Regions from separate parts of the Homo sapiens genome. Here region 2 is linked to region 1. A link is an interaction called in ENCODE POLR2A ChIA-PET data of the cell type or tissue named here. Cell type or tissue: Caco-2. All regions are shown on one strand. Links, peaks and the distances in the headings refer to the core of each region. The heading gives the core; the rest is flanking DNA.

What was found. Peaks named below come from ENCODE experiments on the same cell type or tissue, not always from the same donor. Only the 100,000 strongest peaks of a DNase experiment are listed, where the experiment ranks them.
Region 2: POLR2A ChIA-PET joins it to region 1 with 11 read pairs; 3 of 35 experiments call an interaction of 5 or more read pairs at or near these places.

Annotation. Positions count from the first base shown.
Region 1 is chr1:8,855,195-8,860,569 of GRCh38, forward strand. No RefSeq gene overlaps it. Among named protein-coding and RNA genes, the nearest start is that of MIR6728, 8.7 kb to the right of the region's middle. In Caco-2, for the core only: a CTCF peak has its summit at 4,423 (motif pointing right); DNase peaks (open chromatin) are centred at 3,107 and 4,407.
Region 2 is chr1:8,438,530-8,443,904 of GRCh38, forward strand. All of the region lies in intron 11 of RERE (arginine-glutamic acid dipeptide repeats), which reads right to left. Among named protein-coding and RNA genes, the nearest start is that of RERE-AS1, 17 kb to the left of the region's middle. In Caco-2, for the core only: a CTCF peak has its summit at 1,166; no DNase peak of the experiment used is centred there.

The sequences.
Region 1 (5,375 bases), core at 281-5,280:
GCTGAGGCAGGAGAATCACTTCAACCTGGGAGGTGGAGGTTGCAGTGAGTCAAGATCGTGCCATTGCACTCCAGCCTGGGTGACATGAGCAAGACTCTTGTCTCAAAAAAATAAAACAAAATAAAATAAAATAAGCCAGGCATGGTGGCATGTGCCTGTAGTCACAGCTACTCAAAAGACTGAGGTGGGAGGATCGCTTGAGCCCAGGAGGCGGAAGATGCAGTGAGTCCTGATCACACCAATGCACTCAGTCTGGCTGACACAGTAAAAAAAAAAAAAAACCCCAGAAATTGACGATTTTACATGAAGTCAGTTTTTTTAGATATTGGCAATTAATTAAAATAAAACACACACACAGAGTAGGCTGCCTGGGGAAGGGATGGGGCGGGGATTGAGTGGCAAGGGACCCAAGGAACTTTTGGAAGTGCTGGAAATATTCCCGTTACCCAGGTGTATTTGTTAAAATATGTCACACTGATACGGTTAGGCTTTGTGTCCACACCCAAATCTCATCTTGAATTGTAATCCCCATAATTCCCATAATCCCCACACGTCAAGGGAGAGACCAGATAGAGGTAATTGAATCATGGAGCCGGTTTCCCCCATGCTGTTCTTGTGAGAGTGAGTTCTCATGAGATCTGACGGTTTTAATTTTATTTTTATTTGTTATTATTGTTTTTGAGATGGAGTCTTGCTGTGTCACCCAGGCTGGAGTGCAATGGCACGATCTCGGCTCACAGCAACCTCCGCCTCCCTGGTTAAAGCAATTCTCCTGCCTCAGCCACCCGAGTAGCTGGGATTAGAGGCGCCTGTGCCACCACGCCTGGCTAACTTTTTGTATTTTTAGTAGAGATGGGGTTTCACCATGTTGGTCAGGCTGGTCTTGAATTCCTGATCTCAGGTGATCTGCCCGCCTTGGCCTCCCAAAGTGCTGGAATTACAGGCGTGAGCCACCGCGCCCAGCGAGATCTGACAGTTTTATAAGAGGCTCTTCCCTCTTTGCTTGGCACTTCTCCTTCCTGCCGCCATGTGAAGAAGGTGCCTGTGCCCTTTGCCTTCTGTCATGATTATAAGTTTCCTGAGGCCTCCCCAGCCATGCTCAACTGTGAGTCAATTAAACTTCTTTCCTTTATAAGTTACCCAGTCTTGGGCAGTTCTTTATAGCAGTATGAAAACAGACTAATACACACACCATACGCTCCAAATGGACATCTGTTATTGAATGTCAATGATACCTCAATAAAGTTAGCTAAATAGAAAAGGGAATTGGGAATGGGAAACTCACAGAAGCCCAAGGAGAAGTGTTGGGACCTAGAATCAATTTACATTTTTTTTTTTGAGTAAGGGTCTCACTGTATCGCCCGGGCTGGAGTGCAGTGGCACAATCTCGGCTCACTGCAACCTCCACTTCCCAGGTTCGAGTAATTCTCGTGCCTCAGCCTCCTAAGTAGCTGGGATTACAGGTGCACACCACCACGCCCATCTAATTTTTATATTTTTAGTAAAGACGGGGTTTCGCCATGTTGGCCAGGCTGGTCTGGAATTCCTGGCCTCAAGTGATCCACCCACCTCAGCCTCCCAAAGTGCTGGGATTACAGGCCTAAACACCTTCCTCCCCTTTCCCTATGTCCTGCACCTCTTCTTACCTAAGTGTATCGGCACCTGATTGTCCAGCTGAATCATTTTATTCCGCGTGGGAGCCCGAGTTGGTGTGATCGTTTATAGTACTATGTGTGCTCACCCTTGAGTGGTTGTACTATTGTGTTATTAGCCCCCTTTTATGGATGGAGGAACTGACACACAGTTGTTGGGGGAAAAGCCAGAATCCAGAGTCACACAGCCTGGCTCTGTGTTCTCCGACACTGCTGCCTGCACTGCGGCTGCTATCGGGGAGCAGGTGCTGGGAACCTGCTGCTTAGGGGACAGCTAGTGTGGCTGCATCTACAGGCCCTAGTATGGAACACATTGCTAAGAAGCAGGCTCCTAGCACAGCCCCGTGGACTGTGTTGGTGGCATTCAGAGGCCACCTTCCTGCCTCGGCTGCATTCACTAAAATGAAAATTACCAGGACTTTGTGCTTTTCAGGGAAAGCCTGGCTGCCTCCCACTGTGTCCTTGAAAGCTTGGCGTTCCAGCCCTGCCTGGTTATCACCACCTATGAAATCCATTTACTTGTTACACCAGCGGTTCTCAAGTCTGGCTGCACACTGGAGTCAGCTTTAAAAAATACTGAAGCTTTGGGTTCCACCCTGAGGTTCTGAATTAATTGACCTGGGGTGAGTCCTGATATAGAAGCTTCAGAAGCCTCCCAGGTGATTCTAATGTGGCCAAGTTTCGGAATCATTGCTTTAAACTTTCAACTTACCTTTTTTTTTGAAGACAGAGTCTCGGTTTGCTGCTCAGGCTGCAGTGATCACAGCTCACAACTCCTGGGCTCAAGTGATCTCTCCACCGCAGCCTCCTGAGTAGCTGGGACTACAGGGACCATGTCACCATGCCCAGCTAATTTTTTACTATTTTTTTTTTTCAGCTGGGTGCAGTGGCTCACGCATGTAATCCCAGCACTTTGGGAGACCAAGGAGGGCAGGTCACCTGAGGTCGGGAGTTCAAGACCAGCCTGGCCAACATGGTGAAACCCTGTCTCTACTAAAATTACAAAAATTAGCTGGGAGCGGTGGTACATGCCAGTAATCCCAGCTACTCTGGAGGCTGAGGCACGGGAATCACTTGAATCCAGGAGGTGGAGGTTGCAGTGAGCCAAGATCATGCCACTGCACTCCAGCCTGGATGACAGAGTGAGATGCTGTCTCAGAAAAAACCAAACCAAACCATATATATAGTTTTTTTTCAGCCCAGGCTAACCCCAGACCTATCTTAAATGTTTCACTGAGGATGGCTTTCTCGAAACTTATTCATGTTGCCTGTCCTGCTTCAGACAGGCTCCCCAGGAAAGGACCCAGAGGTCTGCACTTCTGCTGGGCTCACATCTGCCAGTCAATGTCAGGAATGTGCTTTGTTTCTGCTGGGTCAGGAAGTTTAGTCACAGTTGGCTTTCCTTATTTGGGGCCTCTGTGTCTCCAGGGTCAATGTGGTAAACCGCTCAGTCCAGCCTGCAATGGAAATGGCTCCAACCCCAGCCCAGCAGCTTCCTTTCAGGGTGGTGTGGACTGGAAGGGATCCTATCTACCTGTGTTTGCCATCTAACCTCAAGAGTGATAAATGAGGTTCACCTCACAGTCAGGAAATGTTGACATTAAACCAAACTGAAAAATACTCATGCTAACTTGCTGCCTTCGAGTTGAGACAAACAAGATGTAGAACATGCCAGTAACTGTCAGACCCAAGTTCCATGATTTACTTCCCTCCAGGATCAGTTCTCAGACACTGGTCATGAGAACCTGGAAAGGGTTAGTATCTGGGGTTTTATGTGGGATGATTGCATTAAGTTAGGCAGGAGAATGACTTTGTTACTGTCATTATCTGGAGATTAAGTATAGTTTAAGGAAATGCATATGGGTGTAGAGCTGACAAGGGGGGAACCATGATGGCTTTGATATATCAACTTGACGATTCCCCAGTTATTCAATCAAATACTAATCTAGGTATTACTGTGAAGCTATTTTGCAGCGGTAATTAAAGCTACTAATAAGTAGACGTTAAGGAATTATCCTAATTACTCTAGATCTGCCCAACTCCATAAGCGAGGTGTTTTTTTGTTTTTTGAGAGTCTTCCTCCATCACCCAGGCTGGAGTGCAGTGGCGTGATCTCAGCTCACTGCAACCTTCACCTCCTGGGTTCAAGCAATTCTCCTGTCTCAGCCTCCTGAGTAGCTATGACCACAGGCACACGCCACCACTCCCGGCTAATTTTTTGGTATTTTTAGTAGAGACTGGGTTTCGCCATCTGGGCCAGGCTGGTCACAAACTCCTGACCTCAGGTGATCCACCCACCTCAGCTTCCTAAAGTGCTGAGATTACAGGTGCAAGCCACTGCACCCAGCTAGTGAGGTGGTCTTAAAAACCGAGGTTTCAAGACAGAAATTTCACCTGTGAAATGACAGCTTCACCCAAGCCCCTGGAGTTCCAGCCTGCTGCTGGCCATTGTCCCTTCCCACTGGCAGCCCTGTGAATTTCAGACGTGCTTATCCAGGCCCCACAATCAGAGGCCAGTTATTACTTTTGAGAAAGGCTCTCACTGTGTCACCCAGACTGGAGTGCAGTGGTGCGATTTTGGCTTATGGCAGCCTTGACCTCTGGGGCTCAAGCAATCCTCTGGCCTCAGCCTGCTGAGTAGCTGGGACCATAGCTACGCCGACATGCTTGGCTAACTTTACCTCTCCTTATTGGTTCTGCTTCTCAGGTTAAATCCTGACATTAACAATGAACAAGAATGTCCACAAGAGGGCTCCCCAGCTCCCTGACTGTGCATTGGAACGCGCAACTCAAGATACTTCTTTTAGGGAGAAAAATCAAGTAATAGAATATGGGACCTCTTAAGGTGCAGATGGCAACCACAGTTTCTCATCTCTTTATTTTTTTTGAGACGGAGTCTCACTCTTGCCCAGGGTGAAGTGCAGTGGTGTGATCTTGGCTCACTGCAACCTCCACGTCCTGGGTTCAAACGATTCTCATGCCTCAGCCTCCTGAGCAGCTGGGGTTACAGGCGCATGCCACCAAGCCCAGCTAATTTTTTATTTTTTTTCGAGATGGAGTCTTGCGCTGTCACCCAGGCTGGAGTGCAGTGGCGCAATCTTGGCTCACTGCAACCTCCGCCTCCTGGGTTCAAGTGATTCTCCTGCCTCAGCCTCCTGAGTAGCTGGGACTACAGGTGCCTGCCACCACGCCTGGCTAATTTTTGTATTTTTAGTAGAGATGGGGTTTCAACATATTGGCCAGGCTGGTCTCAAACTCCTGACCTTGTAATCCACCAGCCTCAGCCTCCCAAAGTGCTGGGATTAGAGGCATGAGCCACCGCACCCGGCCTCATTTTTGTATTTTTAGTACAGGCGGGGTTTTGCCATATTGGCCAGGCTGGTCTTGAACTTCTGACCTCAGATGATCCGCCTGCCCTGGCCTCCCAAAGTGCTGGGATTATAGGCATGAGCCACTACAACTCGCTTCATCTCTCACTTTTTAATAAACGTATTCTTCACACCCCGTGTTCAGCATTACCCTAGAACAGTACTTGCTGCAACATTCAAGTTTTCCATCTGCTTAATCCAATGCAGTGGGCAGCAGCTACAAATGGCAGCTACCGGACACATGAAACCTGAAGCTTGAGAAACCGAGGAGTGGAATTCATTCATTTAAATCGGGTCCTGAGGTCTTCTTGATGCCCTTCTGCCTTCCTGCCCAGAGCTCCCATTTAATCCTTCT
Region 2 (5,375 bases), core at 103-5,102, 420 kb before region 1:
CTAATTTTGAAAAATAGGGAAAAGAGCAATCAGCATTTTGTGCTCACTACAGTAAACCAGGAACACAGGCATCAGGAGAGCTGGGCTCTGATTCAAAGGCCTGATTCTAGCAAGGCCTCACAGTTTACTTCCGGCTAGCCATGAACACTCTCTGCGCCTGAGGTTTTCGTGGAAAGACAGCATCACAAGTACTCAAATGTAGCGTTTAAAAGTACTAACTTTTAAAATGTTGAATGTTCCAGTAAAACAGTTAAAGAAAAAAAAAGGTAATAATCCAACTAAGTAAAAATATTAACTTATACATATCTGGATAGATGATAAGCTCATTACAGGCCCTAATTTTATTATTTAAAATGTTTACAACAAAACTCTCTAATTGATATTCTCCCTCTCTCTCTCTTTTTGCCTTGATATGGTTTCTATAAACTCTTGGTTTAAAAAAGAAAAAAGGTCCATTTCTGAGGCTTGGGTTTACTGTACTTACAGTTCCACCAGTAAATCGTCTCCCAGTCTGGGCTGGAGAAGCGCTGGCCACGGTTTGATTGCTCCAGCCCCAGGTTGCCAGGCAACCCACACAAGGGGGAAGTCTGAGAACCGCTGACAGATAGCCAAGTGGCTGAAACAACAGACTTCTCTCTGTCAAAAATGTGTTTGAGAGAGCCACTTGCCCACCTCTGCTCTCTGCTAAACACTACATGATTGTAAAATCAAAATCAAAAGGCCACTGTAATAAAAACACACTTCCTGCTCAATTACTAATTGTTCTAAAGCTGTGGGGAGGCCCAGATCCTACAGTGTATGGCAACAGAAATGCGATACTGTAAATGAGATAAAGCCAGCAGCATGCAAGAAACCTGATCTAAATGCATCTCCGTAGCTTCAAGTCAGGAGAGCTGGTGTGTGGAGGAATCAACTGCCTAAGAAAACACCAGGAAGAAAATAATGAATGTCAAGATGTTAAAGAAACAAACCAATCAATAACTACGAAGCTAGAGGTCAAGACTACTTAGTAATAAAACCAAGAACATTCTCCATTGTTTTGAAACACAATCTGGAGGCAATGAAAGTTTTCTCCCTCAGATGGAAAGGAGGAGCAAGAAAGGTCAATGACCCTTGGGAACCACACCCCCTGGCGGTTCCAGGTGGATTCCCTGATACTTGACTGTAAATGGGATTACAGGAAATAGTAGCATCCTTAGGATAATGCAGGACAATAACAGGTCTGAGAGTCTAATGCAACATTTAAAATACCTATGGTGTGAGCTGGGCACAGTGGCTCACGCCTGTAATCCCAGCACTTTGGGAGGCCGAGGTGGGTGGATCACCTGAGGTCAAAAGTTTGAGACCAGCCTGGCCAACACAGTGAAACCCCGTCTACACTAAAAATACAAAAAATTAGCTGGGCATGGTGGCAAACGCCTGTAATCCCAGCTACTGGGGAGGCTGAGGCAGGAGAATTGCTTCAACCCGGGAGGCAGAGGTTGCAGTGAGCTGAGATCGCGCCATTACACTCCAGCCTGGGCAACAAGAGTGAAACTCCCTCTCAAACAAACAAAAACAAAATATCTATGGTGCATGTACCAAGCCAGTAACATTGTGCCCAACACCAACTCTATGCAGCATCCTTCCATGAAACCACTGTATTGAAACTGTCATCTTGGACTCTGGAAACTATTTGTAGTATGTGGAAGGGGCCAGCACTGAGTGCACAGTTCTTTATCTCTTCTGTGCCATGGACCCTTTGGCAGTCTGGTAAAGCCTGACTCCTTCTAAAAATGGTTTATGGCCAGGCACGGCTCATGCCTGTAATCCTAGCACTTTGGGAGGCCGAGGCAGGCGGACATGAGGTTAGGAGATCGAGACCATCCTGGCCAATATGGTGAAACCCTGTCTCTACTAAAAATACAAACAATTAGCTGGGCGTGGTGGCGCATGCCTGTAATCCCAGCTACTCAGGAGGCTGAGGCAGGAGAATCACTTGAACCAGGGAGTCAGAGGTCGCAGTAAGCCGAGATCATGCCACTGAACTCCAGCCTGGCGACAGAGCGAGACTCCACCTAAAAAAAAAAAAAAAAAGGCTGGGCACGGTGGCTCCTGTCTGTAATCCCAGCACTTTGGGAGGCCGAGGCTGGCGGATCACCTAACGTCGAGTTTGAGACTAGCCTGGCCAACATGGTGAAACCTCGTCTCTACTAAAAATACAAAAAAAAAAAAAAATTAGCTGGGCATGGTGGTACATGCCTGTAGTCCCACCTACTTGGGGAGGCTGAGGCAGGAGAATCGCTTGAACCCAGGAGGCGGAAGTTGCAGTGAACCAAGACCATGCCACTGCACTCCAGCCTCGGTGACAGAGGGAGACTCCATCTCAAAAAAAAAAAATAGAAAGTATGCCAGAGTAATATAACTGCTCTATGAACACACTAAATAACAAGAGCTAGCAGAGGGTTTTCTTTAGCTCATGCAGGTTTTTTGTTTTTCGGGGGGGTGGGGGGGCTGTTTTGCTTTATTATGTGACCTCAGATGATAAACCCTTGGAGGGCAAGGACAGCAAGTTTTTCATCATTCAATTTCCAGTGCAATATGCAGCCCGGTTTCCTGCCCCAAGCTCCTAAGCTAGCCCTCGTCACACCACTAGCCCAGCTCCTATGGGGGCGTGGGTTTCCTTGACTCTCCCAGTGCCCAGAAGTGGGCCTGGCATATAAGATGTGTAAGACCATAGTCCGCAAAATGGGATGTATGGACACAAAAGACATTTTTTTCCTATGTTCTCTTTCCAACAATCCATCAGCCTGAGAAGGCACACGCTCCTGTGAGGGGATGCAGCCTCTCTTCTTCTATCCCCACCACTGCCCCCCTCTCACTTCACAAAGGCAGCCTCCTCTCCCCCGCTCCCATCTGGAAGGCTACCAGGCAGCACTGCCCCAGGGGCACTGAACAAGGGGACAATTTAAAACATTGACACTGGTGCTGACACAGTGCCTAGCTCTGAGGTCAGGATGAGAAAGACTCCACAAGTCAGACATTTTCTGATTCTCTGCTTTCAACAAAACACAAGGAGGTCCTAGTGGAAGTGTCATCTGATAGATTGCGGAAAGTCATATCTGACGACAAATTATACTTTTGGCATTATTATGGAAAGAATTCAAATAACTGAGTGACACTGTAACAAAACTATCATTCCCATCTACTTACTCACATAAACAAGGTTTCTGGGCACTTACGTGTTTAAAAAAACCATACAATTTATTTCCAATAAATGTTAAGCAAAAATGAAAATTATATCAACATTTACATTATTTCGTTGTTTTCATCAACTGTGCTCTAATAATTATAATTTGAAAAAACATTTCTTCTATACTTAAGAGCTTTATTATTAAAGGAAATAACCATATGCCCGATTTCAATACACACACTTTTTGTTGCAGGGAAGTACTAAAGGTCAATCGGACACTGGACTTTCAAACATAAAATGTATCATCTTAGTATAAAGTCCCTGGGGAAGTAGAATGGAAATAAAAATTAAAGGGGGAAAAGGATAAGATGCAACATTGGACTGCTTTTAAAAAATGAACTTGTCGGGCATGGTGGCTCACACCTGTAATCCCATCACTTTGGGAGGCTTAGGTGGGCAGATTACCTGAGGTCAGGAGTTCAAGACCAGCCTGGCCACCATGGCGAAATCCTGTCTCTACTAAACATACAAAAATTAGCCAGGCATAGTGGCGCACGCCTGTAATCCCAGCTACTCAGGAGGCTGAAGCAGAATTGCTGGAACCTGGGAAGCAGACGTTGCACAGTGGACCAAGATGGTGCCGCCACTGCAGTCCAGCCCAAGTGACAGAGCAAGACTCCATCTTAAAAAAAAAAAAAAAAAAAGCTTATTTTAAAAATAGATGATAGTTCTTGCTCCTCCTTTCATCATGTGATGTGCCTGCTCCTACTTCGTTTTCTACCATAAGTAAAAGCTCCCTGAGGCCTCCCCAGAAGCCACACAGACGCCAGCACCGTGCTTGTACAGCCTGCAGAATTGTGGGCCAATTAAACCTCTTTTCTTTATAAATCACCCAATCTCTGGTGTTTCTTTATAGCAATGCAAGAATGGCCTAATTCGGAAAATTGGTGCCAGGAGTAGGGTACTGCTATAAAGACACCTGAAAATATGGAAGCAGCTTTGCAACGGGGTAATGGACAGATGTTAGAAGAGTTTGCAGGGCTCAGAAGAAGACAGGAAGATGAGGGAAAGTTTGGAACTTCTTAAAAGACTGGTTAAATGGTTGTGACCAAAATACTGACAGTGATACGGACAGTGAAGACCAGGCTGAGAAGGTCTCAGATGGAAATGAGGACATTATTGGGCACTGGAGCAAAAGTCACCCTTGTGATGTCCTAGCAAAAAAGATGGCTGTGTTGTGTTTCTGCCCTAGGTATCTGTTGAAGTTTGAATTTGAGAGTGATGACCTAGGGTATCTGGTGGAAGAAATCTCTAAGCAGCAAAGTATTCAAGATGTGACCTGGCTGCTTCTACTAGCTTAACTCAAATGTGGGGACAAAGAAATGACTTGAAGTTGGAATTTATACTTAAAAGGGAAGCAGAGCAAAGAAGTTTGGAACATTTGCACCCTGGCAATGTGGCAAAGAAAGAAAAGCTTTTGGTTGGGCGTGGTGGCTCACGCCTGTAATCCCAGCACTTTGAGAGGCCGCGGCGGGTGGATCATGAGGTCAGGAGTTCAAGACCAGCCTGGCCAACATGGTGAAACCCCATCTCTACTAAAGATACAAAAAATTAGCCCGGCATGATGGCACACACCTGTAATCCCAGCTACCTGGGAGGCTGAGGCAGGAGGATCACCTGAACCCAAGAGGCAGAGGTTGCAGTGAGCACCTCTGCACTCTAGCCTGAGTGACAGGTGAGACTCAGTCTCAAAAAAAGAAAAAAAAAAAAAAAAAAAAGAAAGAAAAGCTTTCTCAGGAGAGAAATTCAGGCAGGCTGTAAAGCAATCACTTGCTAGAGATATTTGTGTAACTAAAAGGGAGCCAAGCGCTGATATCCAAGACAATGAGGGAAAGGCCTTAAAGGAATTTCAAAGACCTTCCCAGCAGCCCCTCCCATCATAGGATGAGAAACCTAAGAGGAAAGAATAGTTTTCAGGGCCAGGCATGGGGTTTTGCTGCCCTCTGCAGCTTTGGGACACTGCTTCCCACATGCCCCTGTGACTACATCCTTGGCTCAAAGGGCCTCTGATACAGCTCAGGCTGCTGCTTCAGAGGGTACAAGCCATAGGCTGTGGCAGCTTCCAGGTGGTGTTAAGTCTGCAGGTGTACAGAGTGCAAGAGTGATGGAGGCTTGGCAGCCTCTGCCAAGATTTCAGAGGATG